Linked DNA regions of Homo sapiens: region 2 is linked to region 1. Evidence: read pairs that join two places in POLR2A ChIA-PET (ENCODE). Cell type or tissue: PC-9. All regions are shown on one strand. Each heading gives the region's core, and the rest is flanking DNA. Links, peaks and the distances in the headings are about the cores only.

Region 1 (8,039 bases), core at 2,220-4,719:
AGGACTGATTCCAGGGCAACAATGACGGGGAAACCTTTATGGAAATAACAATGCAAAGCAGGTTACTTTACATATTACATTACAAAAATCCTATCGGCTACCTGGAATTTACTTAAAGGATATATACTAATTATCTCGAGCTAGTATGCAATATAGCAAGACCACACATTACTCTCTTTCTTTCTGAGACAGGGTCTCACTCTCTTGCCCAGGATGGAGTGCAACAGCGTGATCATAGCTCACTGCAGCCTTGAATTCCTGGGTTCAAATGATTCTGCCACCTCAGCTTCCCTAGTAGCTGGGACTACAGGTGTACACCACCACGCCCAGCTAATTTTTTTTTTTTTTGTAGAGATGGACTTTCCCTATGTTGCTCAGGGAGGTCGCAAACTCCTGGGCTCAACCAACCCTCCTGCCTTGGCCTCCCAAAGTACTGGGATTACAGGCATGAGCCACCACACTTGGCCTACTCTTTCTTTAAATGAAAATGTAGCAAAAGGAAATCACTTTCTGTGTATTTTATTATAACTTACAGTTAACAGAATGTGAGTGTGTTCAGAAGCTTTACCTCAGTGCCCCCGGAAGTGAAGATTATATCTTGAGGTTTCCCCCCTATCATCTTCGCGAGGCTTTCCCGAGCTGCATTTATAATATCCTTGGCCTTTCTTCCTTGAGGGACCAAAAAGGAAATTCATTAACATTGCTTCACCAAGCTCAATCAACGCATCTAAAAGGACAACCAAATACAAAGGAATAAGAGGTCTGCGTGGGCCGTTCTAAGACAAAACCTGGCCCCTTAATGTGAGCACAGCAAAATGCTACAACCTAGACACAACCCGGCAAAGGGGCGGCCGAGACAGCAGCGAACCAGGGACCAAACTGAGAGTTATTAACTCCATGAGACCCAGAAACAAGTAAGGGAGTCTGGCTATGAACCTGGACGTCCCCCAAGATGTGGCTTTCTTCTTACTGGATGCTAGAGGGAGGGCAGCTGTGGCCATCTGCCTTGCTTCCCATTCATCAAGAGAGGAGAATGAAAGGATGGAATGAGTTGCAAACAACAAAAATAAGCAAAAACAGAACTCATGACTCGACGCGAAGTCCAGTGCCATATCTCATTTTGCATGTCGCCCACAGGGTACCTGGGCTACAAAGGTTACTGTCTCAGGGACACACCTGCTTTCAAACAGGGCTATGCATCCGGCCATCACCCAGTTTCACTGGCTAGAAGGAAAACACAGCAACCATGCTTGATGGGGCAAAGAAGGAAAGGCTCTGGCATGGGAATGCCGAAAGTTTCAGTGACCATTCTTAGTGTACACACCAGGAGTCCCCAAACTTTTTTGACCATTCAGTCTTATTTAAAAATAAGAAAAAATTGAGCAGGCACCGCTAAAACATATACTATTACGAAACATCATAAAAAAGAGAAATATAAAAAGCTGAGGTAAAATAAATATGCAAAGTAATTCTGCTGCTCCTTAACGCTACTGTATAGATGTCAGTTTTAGTAGTAGTTTCCTAAACACCTAAGTGGTGTTTAGGAAAACTCCATCATTTTTCTTGGTGACACTAAAAGTCACCGTAATAAACTGTCACCCTCACTCTCAGCCTTCCCTCTCTCAGTGATAATGGTTTGGCTGTGTCCCCACCCAAATCTCATCTTGAATTGTAGCTCCCATAATTCCCACGTCATCAGAGGGACCCGGTGGGAGGTAACTGAATCATGGCGGCAGGTCTTTCCCATGCTAGTCTCGTGATAGTGAATCAGTCTCATGAAATCTGATGGTTTTATAAAGGGGAGCTCCCCTGCACGCACACTCTTCTCTGCTGCCATGTAAGATGTGACTTTGCTCCTCTTTCGCCTTCCTCCGTGATTGTGGGGCCTCCCCAGCCATGGGAAACTGTGAGTCAATTAAACCTCTTTCCTTTATAAATTACCCAGTCTCAGGTACATCTTCATTAGCAGCATGAGAACAGACTAATACACTCAGGAAATGGCAACTCCATCCCTCAGCAGCCCAGGGCAAAAGCGTGGGCTCTTTCCCTTTTCATTCCCCGCCAATTAATCCACCAGCAAATGCTGTAGGCTCTGTGTTCAAACGATGTTCCAAACCTGACTCTGCCTCTCCACCGCCCAGCCACCAACCAAGCCAAGGCCACTGCTGTGATGTTCTCCTAGCAGGCCCCCACCAGGGTCCATTCTCCACATAGTGGACAAAGTAATGCCTCGAAAACCCAAATACATTTTGGGCACCGTGCTTCATCCCTCCCCCAACAGGGTGCTGAGTACACAGCTGGTGCTCAGTCAGTGCTGCTTACGTCAGCGGTTTCCAAAACCCCAAGGCCCTCTCAGGAGGTCCACAAAGTCAAAACTGTTTTCATGATGATACTAAGAGAAGAACTGCCTTTTTCACGCTCCTTTTCTCACAGGTATATGGTGAACCTTCCAGAGGCTTCCGTCACTATGATGTGACTGCAGTGGGCTGGACGGGGAGGTATGAGCGCCAGCTATCTTCCAGCAACAGGCAGTAAAGAGACTTCCACATGCACAACAGTGCAATGCTCACTAGGTTTCTTGTTTTGCCGAAGATAGTTTATTTTTCATAAAAATTCATGAATGCTGAGCTTATTTTCAGGGTTTTTGTTTGTTTTGCTATTATAAGCAAGACTGTGATAAATATCTTAGGTATGTAAAATCCCCACATCCTCAACATATTCCTTAAAATAAATTTCCCTCAAAGGCTTTAGATAATATTTAGGCTGGGCATGGTGGCTCACACCTGTAATCCCAGCACTGTGGGAGGCCGAGGTGGGTGGATCACAAGGTCAGGAGTTCAAGACCAGCCTGGCCAAGATGGTGAAACCCCGTCTCTACTAAAAATACAAAAATTAGCCAGGCATGGTGGCGCGTGCCTCTAGTCCCAGCTACTTGGGAGGCTGAGGCAGAAGAATCGCTTGAATCCGGGAGGCGGAGGTTGCATTGACCCGAGATTGCACCACTGCACTCCAGCCTGGGCGAGAGCGAGACTCAATCTCAAAATAATAATAATAATAATAATAATAATAATAAAATAAAATATTATTAGTTTAAATAACAATATTGTGAAAATAATTAAACCACTCTATAAATTGATTTTTTTTCTTTTGCATTTCGATCTGAGTAGCAACACAAAGTGAACTGCAACACTTTTGAGTTTATGGTTCTTAATTTGTGGAAACAAAGGCTATCAAGGAAACCTAAAAGCCACTGCCAGGCTTCATTCAGGTCCAGAACATGATTTCTCCCTGAGAGCGATTCCCAGACTTTTTCATGAGACAATGCCTGTCATCGGCATTTAATTATTCTCCATATTTTCAAGTCTAATACGTCAGAAATTTCAATTTTACTAGAGGAGAGACTGGATACGAGGCAATGTGCAGAAGATTAGCCAGAATAGACCAACAAATAAGCCAACAAATAAGTTAATGAATGACTAGTATCTGAGCTGAAGGGCTTTGTTATTAAGTTGCCGTGAAACGTTTAATAAGCAAATGGATAGGAGAACGTATTAAACCTGTAAATTGTACGCAAGTGTTACTAAATCGTATGGCCTGGCAATATTCTGTTTGAAGTTAATTTAGTTCATCATCATCCACAGTTAACACAGTTTATCTTAATTATCTCTCATAAACATGAAATAAGAAAGGTAAGACTTTAGCTTGCTCATCTGTCTGAAAAACAGAATGTAACTCTGTCATATAACTGACTTGAAGCAAATTCTTCTCCAAAACCTCCAATTTAATGGTCTACATTACAATAAGAATAAATTGGAAACAAATAAGAATATTCATAACTAAAGTAATTAATGAAAAAGTAATTTTCATCTTTAAAAAGGGCCAGGATTATATGTTATCCTGATGACCTAAAAGACATATTTTGCAAATTCTGTAAGGATTGACTGAGCTAGATCTGTGAAGTGCTCCACAGGTACTGACTGCTACTTCAAGGAACTCTCAGTAGACACCTTTCTCATCTGGGAAAGGGTGACAGGACAGCATGTTAAAGATTAAACATTAAAGGTTAAAGATTACAGTATCGACAAGGCTCAGCTTACAAATGGGGCCTTCCCAGAAAAGAAACTATCAAAAATTACAGCTCAAGAATTGCAGCTAACAGAAACCTATTCAAAACAAAGCCGTCACGTGTGGGTGTGCAATTTCTCTAAGAGCGCCCCATCCCCATTATCTCCCATCAGTGAACACGTGCATCTTCTAGAATTACCTGCTGAATACGGGCTGCTGGGATTTCCCCAGGCTTCCCACATGGCCTTGGTCATGGCCTGGATAACTTCTGGCTCCAGGGGAGTCGTTGCATTATAGTCCATATAAACTTTCCTGAAGGAAAGAAAGCAAAGACACCCATTAAGGAAAAGGAGATGGCATATGGGAAATATGGCTGCTCTGTGTCTATCCCATCGGCAGGAGCAAATAATGTCAAGGGCATGGTGATCCTCTGCATAAGCACTGCAGGCATCCACAAGCTGCACTTGGGAATCTACAGATCTACACTACTTATGGAAAATGCATGCATAATTTCTAAGACTCTAGTTTTTGTCAATTTCTTTTATAATTGATAGGACTTGGATTTTCATTTCGGTTTTCAAAATTTCTTTCTAGCAAGGCACAGTGGATTGTGCCTGTAGTCCAGCCATGTGGGAGGCTGAGGCGGAATGACCTCTTGAGGCCAGAAGTTTGAGGCTGCAGTGAGCTATGATGGTGCCTATGAATAGCCACTGCACTCCAGCCCGGGCAACACAGCCAGACCCAGTCTCTAATAACAAACACTCTTTCTACCCCTTGGTAGGATTAATGGTCTGTTGGGCCCAGATTACCCATCTGACTGCTGTAAAGGGCAGATCACTGGCCTCTTCCTTATGGAAGGAGGGGAACAGCTGCACATTCCCCAAGGGAACTTTCCTGTCTGCTGTTTTAACTTCATCAGAGGTTCGCCTTATTTCCCCACACTCATTTTTGCGATGGCCTGTGGGGCTCCTAGTGACCTGGGCTTCTCCCTGGGGCAGGTGAACTTTGGCCCCAGACCTTGCACTTTCAGTTTCTTTGCCCAGAAAGACTACATGCCCTGCCCCCACCTTACTTTTTTAGGTCTTTGTTCCAACTTAGTCCTCTTGTGAGACCCCCTGCCCTGCAGCTCTGCTTAAAACTACAGCTGGCTGGGCGCGGTGGCTCACGCCTATAATCCCAGCACTTTGGGAGGTCAAGGCAGGTGGATCACTTGAGGTTAGGAGTTTGAGACCAGCCTGGCCAACATGGTGAAACTCCATCTCTACTAAAAATGCAAACATTAGCCCTACTAGGGAGGCTGGGGCAGAAGAATTGCTTGAACCCAGGAGGCAGAGGTTGCTGTGAGCCGAGATCATATCACTGCACTCTAGCCTGGGCAACAGAGTGAGAGTCCGTCTCAAAAAAAAAAAAAACAACAACAAAAAAAACAAACCCACAAAACTGCAGCCACCTATGTCCCTACCTCCCCAGCCTCCAGGTCCCCTTCCCGCCTTCCTTTCTGGGCAGCATCATCATCTGACATACCAGACTTGTTCCCTTACTGTCTACCTTAATAGAGTAACAGAAGTATGGCTCCATGGGCATGGGGGCTCTGTTTTTCTCACTGCCCTGTCACCAATGTTGAAGCCCATGGTTGCCACACAACAGGGGCCTGATTTTTATAAGATGACAAAATAAATGCCACAGAAAGTACAAATTCCCTGAAAGATCCCTCACTAAGTAAAATTTATCTGTATATCTTTTTACTAATATCCAAAACCTTCGAAAGCCTTTAGAAAAATGTGTAGTAGTAGTCCTGCCTGATATTAATTTATCTAGTTTTTAAATAAACAGTGCTTACACCAATCCACATGAAAACCCAGATACAATGACTAACTGTGGCTGTTAAGCCACTGAGTGTGGACAGAATGTGCATTAGTTGAAATGAAGCATCTTTTCTGTTCAAAATCACTCAACAGGCTGTGCCCTGTGGCTCACGCCTGTAATCCCGGCACTTTGGGAGGCCAAGGCGGGCAGATCACCTGAGGTCAGGAGTTCAAGGTCAGCCTGGCCAACACGGCGAAACCCCATCTCTACTAAAAATACAATAAAATTAGCTGGACGTGGTGGCACGTGCCTGTAATCCCAGCTACTTGGGAGGCTGAGACAGGAGAATCGTTTGAACCCGGGCAGTGGATGTTGCAGTGAGCCAAGACTGCACCACTGCACTCCAGCCTGGGTGACAGAGTGAGACTCCATCTCAATTAAAAAAAAAAAAAAAAATCACTCAATAGGTACAAGGCTTTGACAAGTTTGACTCGCCATCCTTTACCACTCTGGTACTAGTATTAATAGTCCTAGGAATCCCCCAGCCCGGCTTGACTTTGCATGTGCCCTTATATCTGTTTTTCTTTCCTATAAATAAGCATCCAAAGTACCTTAGGCTAGCTAGTGTTTGTTGAGCGACTGTAGCTCTTCAATCTGCTGCTGGGCTGAACAAATCTATTTTGTTCAGATTAATACTTTACACATTCCTTTGCTTCATTATTTGCTGCTTCCTTAAAATGCTATCAGTATTGGATGAGCAGGCTCAACTTTGTTAGCTTCATAACCAAAAAATAAAAAATCTTGGGAATCTCGCTCCACTGATTCCCTAGGGGATATTTTCCCAGATCCCTTCACTTTGTTCCAACCAAGGTAGAATGCCAAATGTGTGTGCTTTAGGCCTGGACCCCCTCATATTCTAAGCATGGGTAGCGAATGAGCTCACAAAAAGGAAAAAGAGGGGTCTGGAAAGAAGACACACAAACCAGAAAATGCATACCCCTGCCTCCTGCTCTTCTCGGACTTAACTAGTATGGATACCACGTGCTTCGGGTCTCCGCGCTTCTCAGCGGTGGCCATCCCGTTTCCTGCAGCTGGGCCAGCAGTCTGGGAGAACCCTTGATTCCCTTTCACCTGCCCCAGTGCACCAGCTTCCTACCAACGCATCCGTTTCTGGGCGCACACCACATCTCTCTCCTAGGTTGTTACAAGATCCCCAACTGGCTTCCCGGCTTCCTCTCGTCCCATGCCTACCCGCGCCCCTACTTTCTAGGAAGCAGCCAGAAGGACTCCTTCAAAACACTTAAATTGCATCGCCCCGTGATCAACTTCCGAGGCCCCATAAGGCTCCGAATGAACCCCAAAGTTCTTCCCGGGCTCAGGGGCTCTGCCGGTTCACCTCCGGCAAGTCCCCTGCCCTTCGCATCTGCTGTGCCCTCTTCCTGGCAGGCTCTGCTTCCCCAGAACCTGCAAACCTCACCCCTGGAAGTCACTCGGGTTTCGGCCCCAAAGTCACCTCTCCGTGGGCCCTTGCGGGGCCACAGCTCGCACCCGCTCCTCCTTGAAGCTCGCATCCCTGACTTAGGCCGACCTCGCGGACATCCCCGCGCGGGACGCCCCACGCGAGAGCGGCCACAGGCCGGGAGCCCCCTTCGTCCTCCCGCGCGGGACAATCGGCGACAGGCGCCGGCCGCTCCCCAGCCCTGCCCTAAAGGCGCGCACCTCTCCGGCGAGTTGTGTTTCCCGCAGCCGCTGGGCTGACTCGCCGCGGGTGCCGGCGCATCCCTCCCCGGCGCCACGGCCGCCTCCATCCCCGCCCCACTGCTGCCGGGCATCCAGCCTCCTTCCCGCGGAGCGCTACGGGCCCAGAGCGCCGGGGAGGAGGCGGGGCCGCGACGCCCGGGCGCGTCCGGATTGGCTGAGCGAAGCACCCCAGCCAATCCACCCGCTTCAGAGGGCCGCCGAGCCCCCAGCGGGGAGGCGAGGCTGCGCTGGGTCAGGTGACGGGTGGGGGCGGGGCTTAGCGCGTCACAGAGCTTCCCGGGAACCGGGCGCTAGAAGCCGCGTCTCCTGGGCCGGCGGATCCCCGCACTTTCACTTCCGGGGGAGCCCCGTGACCTTTGCTGTCTGCGGCAGGGCCGCCATCGGGCCGCGGCCGGTTAGTCGGCGTA
Region 2 (6,929 bases), core at 1,855-4,354, 180 kb after region 1:
GAGGCATGGGTGGTGGCAGCATAATTACATGGAATCTAAATGCCATAAAGACAGAGCAAAACATATATGCAAATATCTCTGAGAAAAAAGAAGTAGAAATGATAAAAATATGATTATAAAATTAAAATACTTCATTATCAACTACATAAGAAATTCAGCAACACATAAAGGAGCTGAAGATCAAAACAAGGTAACATTAATGGTTGTTTTGGTGGGGATTAAATAGAACAAACAGATAATTTCTTCTTTTTCAAGTATTCATTGTATGTTCACAAAAAGTCATCATATACTAGTCTCAAATCAAATCTCCATAAAAATACAAAAGCAGAAATGATTCAGGCTACATTTCCTCCCTACGGCAAAAAAAGAGATTAAGAACAAACAGAAATAGAAATAGTATATTTTAAAATATACTTACCTAAGGAAAAAATTGTCTTGAGAAGAAAGTCAAGAAGACAATATCTGTCTGTTAAGAAAATACAATGGGCTGGGCGCGGTGGCTCACGCCTGTAATCCCAGCACTTTGGGAGGCCGAGGCAGGCGGATCACGAGGTCAGGAGATCGAGACCATCCTGGCTAACACGGTGAAACCCTGTCTCTACTAAAAATACAAAAAATCAGCCGGGCGTGGTGGCGGGCGCCTGTAGTCCCAGCTACTCAGGAGTCTGAGGCAGAAGAATGGCGTGAACCCGGGAGGCGGAGCTTGCAGTGAGCCGAGACCATGCCACTGCACCCTCACTCTGGGTGACAGAGTGAGACTCCGTCTCAAAAAAAAAAAAAGAGAATACAATGAAAAAAACTGACATATCAAAACCTATAGAAAGTGATGAATGAGGAAAGTCCTTAGAGAAACACATCACAGCCTTAAATGTCTTTATTATTTTCAAGAAAAGTGAGAAAAATGATGAACTAAGGATTGAAATCATATCTTAGGAAAGAAACAATTTTAAGAAAGGGAAAAGGGGGGAAGTGAGTGGTAAAAGTTAAAGCAAAAAAACTGAGAAAAGACACGGTGATGCAAAGTGTGGCCTATTTTCTAAAGACTACAAAACTGGGCATGTGCGGTTCATTAAACAGTGGCCTCTCAGTTCCTTTTGATGAATGAAATAGCATCTAAACAAAGAAAAAAAGGGGAAAGAAGAAACACAGCAAAAACAAAAGTGGAGGCATAAGCTTGAGTCTAAGGGATATTAAACACGTAAAGGAATACTATGCAGCATGTTTCAGTTAACTGAGAAATCTGAAGGACATAGACCAAATAAACACAGATGAAGATAACCGTTAAAACAAGAGCTAGAAAGTCAAAATAAATCAATAGTGGAGGAAGTAACTGGAGAAGGAAATCCCCCAAATTACTGAGGTTTGATGGTGTTAGTGATGAATTCATTCAAACTTCTAAGAAATAAGTAATTCTCACATCACAAATTATTTCTGGCTCGGTGCAGTGGCTCATGCCTGTAATCCCAGCACTTTGGGAGGCCGAGGCGGGTGGATCACTTGAGCCCAGGAGTTTGAGACCAGCCTGGGAAACACAGTGAAACCCCATTTCTACCAAAAATACAAAAATTAGCCAGGCGTGGTGGTGAGTGCCTGTAGTCCCAGCTACTCAGGAGGCTGAGGCAGGAGGATCACTTGAACCCAGGAGGTGGAGGTTGCAGTGAGCCAAGATCACACCACTGGACTCCAGCCTGGGTGACACAGTGAGACTCTGTCTCAAAAAAAAAAAAAAATTATTTCCCACCCTTGATTCTAATGGTGGGCTAGCATGTCTATCCCATTAGGCAAACGTGGTCCTAACCCTAAAACCTGATTAAGGAAACACAAAGAGGAAAATCCGGAGCTTCCTTATTCATCACTTTCTATACCCATTTTACTGGGGAGGCCGCAGAGGCTCACAGCGCTGAAGGAGGGACGCAGCCGGCGGGGTTTCTGCAGGCGGGCCCCACTTGGCACTGCATGCTTGGTCCCCAAGGTCCATGGTAGTTTTCCTACTATTCGCTAAAAAGCAGTATCAGGTAACAACCCATCAAACTGTAATCCCAGCACTTTGGGAGGCTCAGGCAGGAGGATTGCGTTAGCCCAGAATTCAAGACCTGCCTGGGTAACATAGGGAGACCTCATCTCTACAAAAAAATAAAAATTAGCTGGGTGTGGTGGCACATGCCTGTAGTTCCAGCTATTTGGGAGGCTGAGGTGGGAGGATTGCTTGAGCCCAGGAGGTCGGGGCTGCAATGACTTTTTATGGAATTTAGCAACATGATTCTTAAGTTCTTTTGGAAAAATAGGCAGAAAATATATCAAAGCATGCAAAACATAATGTAAAATATAATGAAAATGAAACATGGTAGGAGAGGCCTTCTAAATTGTAGGAAATATTGTAAAGTTGTGGTAATTTAAATGGCGTGGTACGACCCCAGAATATAAGTAAAAATTATTTCAAATAGACTCTAATGCACATAGGAAGCTATTATGTGTTAAATTAAGCAACACAAAACAATGGAGGTTGGCGACATTATTTAACAAATTCTGTTAGGATAATTGAGGTGGGAAGGAAATACATTTCTGTCCATCCACTGTGTTAAGAAGATACATATCATTTCAAAACACAGAACAACTACAAAGACACAGAACATAATCTTGTGGGCATATGACTCTCACAATTGAGACGACAGAGTCTGTGGACAGTTACAGCTGTGCGGAGGTCACACGGTCACTGACTGATGAGGGGTGAATGGGAGCATCCATGTGTTCACAGATTAGCTAATGAACGACAGTGTGGAAAATGAACATCAAAAGACACACAAACGAAACAAGAAAATATTTAGAGCACAATGGCAAATAGTTAATATATATATTCTTCAAGAATCTATGGCCGGGCAAAGTGGCTCATGCCTGTAATCTTGGGAGGCCGAGGCGGATGGATCACTTGAGGTCAGGAGTTCGAGACCAGCCTGGCCAACATGGTGAAACCCCGTCTCTATTAAAAATACAAAAAATTAGCTGGGCGTGGTGGCGGGTGCCTGTAGTTCCAGCTACTCAGGAGGCTGAGGTAGGAGAATCACTTGAACCCGGGAGGCAGGGGTTGCAGTGAGCCAAGATTGTGCCGCTGCACTCCAGCCTGGGCAAGAGAGGGAGACTCCGTCTCAAAACAAACAAACAAAAAAAAGAATTTGTAAAAGAAGATTAAAAATACCTCCAATGGGCATATGGGAAATCTCTGTACCTTCCTCTCAATTTTGCTGTGAACCTAAAACTGCTCTAAAAAATAAAGTCTTAAAAAAAGGAAAAAAGGGCAATGACTCACAGGACAAATAGGAAAGGTCATGGTGACGTAACTTGCACTTGAGAAAAAACAAATTCCAAATAACTGTCAGAGACCAGTTCAACTTTCCTAATTGCCAAAGACATGCAAACTAAAACTACAGAGGAAATCTCCTTTGACCTGCAAAAATAAAATCCCTACAAACTCAATACTCACGAGCCTATGAGGAACTAGGCATTTTCATATGTTGCTGATAGAATTATAAATTAGTAAAATTCTTTAGAGGAACAACTGGCAAAAATCTATCAAGAACCACAGAATGGGCCGGGCGTGGTGGCTCACGCCTGTAATTCCAGCACTTTGAGAGGCGGAGGTGGATCACCTGAGATCAGGAGTTTGAGACCAGCCTGGCCAACATAGTGAAACCCTGTCTCTACTAAAAATACAAAAAATTAGCTAGGCATGGTGGCAGGCACCTGTAATCCCAGCTACTCGGGAGGCTGAGGCAGGAGAATCGCTTGAACCCAGAAGCCAGAAGTTGCAGTGAGCCGAGATTGTGCCACTGCACTCCAGCCTGGGCGACACAGCAGGATTCTGTCTCAAAAAAAAACCCCCCAGAACCACAGAATGTTCATGGTACATGCTACAGTAAGCCTACTTGCATGAATTATTTCTCCCAGGAATGTCTAACAACAAAATCTTTTTTAAAAAAACAAAGGATATATGTACACAAGTTCTTATAGTGTTGTCATTTATTTCAGACAAGGTCTCACTTTGTCACCTGGGCTGGAATGGAGTGGCACAACCTCAACCTCCTGGGCCGAGGCGATCCTCCCACTTCAGCCTCCCTAGGACTACAGGTGCGCCCATTACACTCAGCTAATGTTTACATTTTTTGTAGATACCTGGTTTCGCCATGTTGCCCAGGCTGGTCTCGAACTCCTGGGCTCAAGTGATCCACATGCCTTGGTCTCCCAAAGTGCTGGGATTGCAGGTGTGAGCCACTGTGCCCAGCTCCATCATTTATAATAGCAAAAACCAGGAAATGGCTTTAACTCGAGCAGGAGTAGGGAACCACAGCGTGCCAGTGTGGCCTGCCCTAGAGTGAGGCGGCCTCCACTGCCTGGGCAGTGAGGGTAAACTCAGTCTCTTTTTCAGAAAGTGCATTCTCCATTTTTTGATTGAGACAAGAAGCTGAAACAAGAGTGGACTCAGACCCAAGGCCTGTCCCAAGACGCATCCCAAAGGGCACCCTGTGCTTAGGTCCCGCAAGATACTCGGTGTCCTCGAACTATGCACAGGGAAGGCTGTGAGGTGCCACTGCTCCCTGGAGGCCCTCCCACAGGGGACTGAGAATGCTGCTGGCCCTGCCTGTGCCTGGGAGATGTCTACCATCTGAGTGATGAATGGATAGATCCTGGGAGATGCCATGGCCCAGCCTGGGGGCTGGAGTGAAGGTCAGCATTAGGAGGGGACATCTGCTCTGTCCTCTACCCACTGCCCTCCCCACACAGGACCCACAGCCAGAGGTGTCACACACAAGGGCACATCTTCATCCTCTCTCCCCCACCCCACCCCCACCCCTTCCCCATGGGCAGCCCAGGAGGCCGCCTTCGGGGCTCAGTGAAGCCCTGTGTGCACAAACTGGCCTGTGTCCCAGGACAGCCAAGTCCCGTCTGCACAGCCTGGATGGTTCTAGGGCTTTCTGGGGGTGTGGCTGCTGTAGTCGAGTGTCCACAGGGGAGGCGGGGGTGGATGCTGAGCTACGACGAGCCCCCGCCACCAGACGTGTTCCACCTGCCCACCCTTTCACTCACTGCCGGGATCTGGTTAGCGTCACCGCATGTCTGACCTTTCGCGTTGACGCACAGGCCTGATTTCATCCCCATACTCAGGAGGATGTGAAACCAGGCAGTTAATCACCTGATGGGAAAGACGCCATGGTGGGCTCAGTGCCACGCTCCGCGCTAAGTCACCACAGGGTCTGGGGAAGGTCTCTCCATCTGTGCCTTCCCCCAGGGCCAGAAGACTTCCGAAAAAGATGTGCTGAGGATGACAAGGTGGTCCCTGGGTGTGGAGGGGTGAGGCCAGCAGTCGCCCGCTCCAGCCCCAGCCTCCAAGCTCCCCCAACACGAGGGCTCCTCTCTGTGGGTCCTCACAGATGCATTTCTCCTGGAGCTTTCTGAGAAGGGAAATGGGGCTCCTCCTCCCCATTCCAGAGCCCCCCAGCCCAGCAGGCAGGTGTCATCAGATCCTCTGGGGATCCTCATCAGAACCCACCATGGCGCGCACGTTAAGTGAGGCAACCCCTGACCTGAACACATTCCAGGGGCGGCTGCCAAGGACTCTGAGCCCTGGTTTATTTCTCCAGTGCTGAAAACCAGCAGAAGGCGCTCCCTGCACAACCACGGTCACGCGCGCCAAGGAGACTACAGGAAGGTGGAACGACACCCCCGTGGGGCGGCCTGGGCAGGGCCGGCATATCCCCAGCCACTGCCCCACTCTGCCCAGCCCTGGACAGCTGTGTCTACAGCTCGTCCCCATGGGGACCCGGCACCCCGGCTGATGCCTGCGCAGGCCACAGGAGTGGCGTCCTCAGGGGAGCCAGACTGGTGTCACTGCGCGAGCTGCATGTCTTTCCTGGCACAGCCACCTCCTTCTCTCCTCCTCTGCCCCCTTCTCCTCTGTAAGCCATAGCCTGGAGTCTTCGAGGACCCGGCTCCCAGGGGCTCTTCCTGCTCCTCTGCCTCCCGCGGGGCTGGCCATTAGTGCTGAAGGCCCCAGGAGGTCAGGGGTCAGCAGCCGGGTTTCCGTGCCCCTGGGGTGTGCTCTGGAGATGCCTGGAAAGATTCTCCCACCCAGGGGGGGCAGAGGGTGGGGGAACAGACATCTAGCCAGGGCTTTCCTCACAAGAACTGGCTTCACGCCTGGTGCAGACACACAGAGAGGGGCACGGCAGGAGCGATGGTGTGGCGGTGGGCAGGGAGGTCAGTAGGCAGGGAGGGCGGCCTCGGCCTGGGCAATGCTCGCCTTTGGATCCTCTGAGACCTGGCTGTGCTGGGCACTGCCATCTGTCCTGTCCACGCCTGAGGGCCTTTCCGTGGAGCCCACGCTATTCCACCAGCACACACAGGGATGACAGCACCACAGCCACCAGGGAGAGCACAGAGGGGTCCCAGTGCTCGTGGGCATGTGGCAAGTTCCAGGGCGGACACCGCCATGAACAAACCCACGAGGGCACCGAGGCAGCCCCAGATGCTGTACTGGGAGCTCCTGATGCTCACGACAGGCCTCAGGGAGGTGGGTGGGCTCCAGGGCCAGGCCTCCGGGCAGGGGCAGGCGGCGGGCAGGGCTCTGTGAACAGCCCATCCCGAGACCTCGTGGGGGTCGAGCTCAGCAGAAATCCAGGAGGACACCCTGCCCTTGGCCCAGACAGCCCTCGTGATTTCAGAAGAAGCCTCCCTCTCAGTTCCTGCTGAAATTCAAAATACAAGCAGCTGTTCCCATGTTGCTGCTGAGTTCTGAAGAATTTCCTGACTTGACTCTTTTAGCAGGAGACACAAAGAAGGCAGCAGGAGGGAAATGCAGCAGGCTGGGAAGGACCCCAAAGTGTTGGTGCACCCTGCCCAACGTCGTGTGGACCCAGAGCGTCATGCCTGGCGCTGGC

What was found. ChIA-PET counts read pairs that join two places held together with the same protein. Peaks named below come from ENCODE experiments on the same cell type or tissue, not always from the same donor. Only the 100,000 strongest peaks of a DNase experiment are listed, where the experiment ranks them.
Region 2: POLR2A ChIA-PET joins it to region 1 with 6 read pairs; 2 of 35 experiments call an interaction of 5 or more read pairs at or near these places.

The regions. Positions count from the first base shown.
Region 1 is chr2:238,060,695-238,068,733 of GRCh38, reverse strand. SCLY (selenocysteine lyase) reads right to left here and starts at 7,733. Exons shown (of 12, transcript NM_016510.7): 1 at 7,591-7,733; 2 at 4,265-4,377; 3 at 569-669. The coding sequence starts at 7,679. UBE2F-SCLY (UBE2F-SCLY readthrough (NMD candidate)) reads right to left here. Exons shown (of 19, transcript NR_037904.1): 9 at 4,265-4,377; 10 at 569-669. RefSeq lists a silencer at 7,524-7,973. In PC-9, for the core only: no CTCF peak of the experiment used is centred there; no DNase peak of the experiment used is centred there.
Region 2 is chr2:237,885,006-237,891,934 of GRCh38, reverse strand. All of the region lies in intron 2 of RAMP1 (receptor activity modifying protein 1), which reads right to left. Among named protein-coding and RNA genes, the nearest start is that of RAMP1, 29 kb to the right of the region's middle. RefSeq lists a silencer at 2,591-2,791. In PC-9, for the core only: no CTCF peak of the experiment used is centred there; a DNase peak (open chromatin) is centred at 3,324; H3K27ac peaks cover 1,296 bases.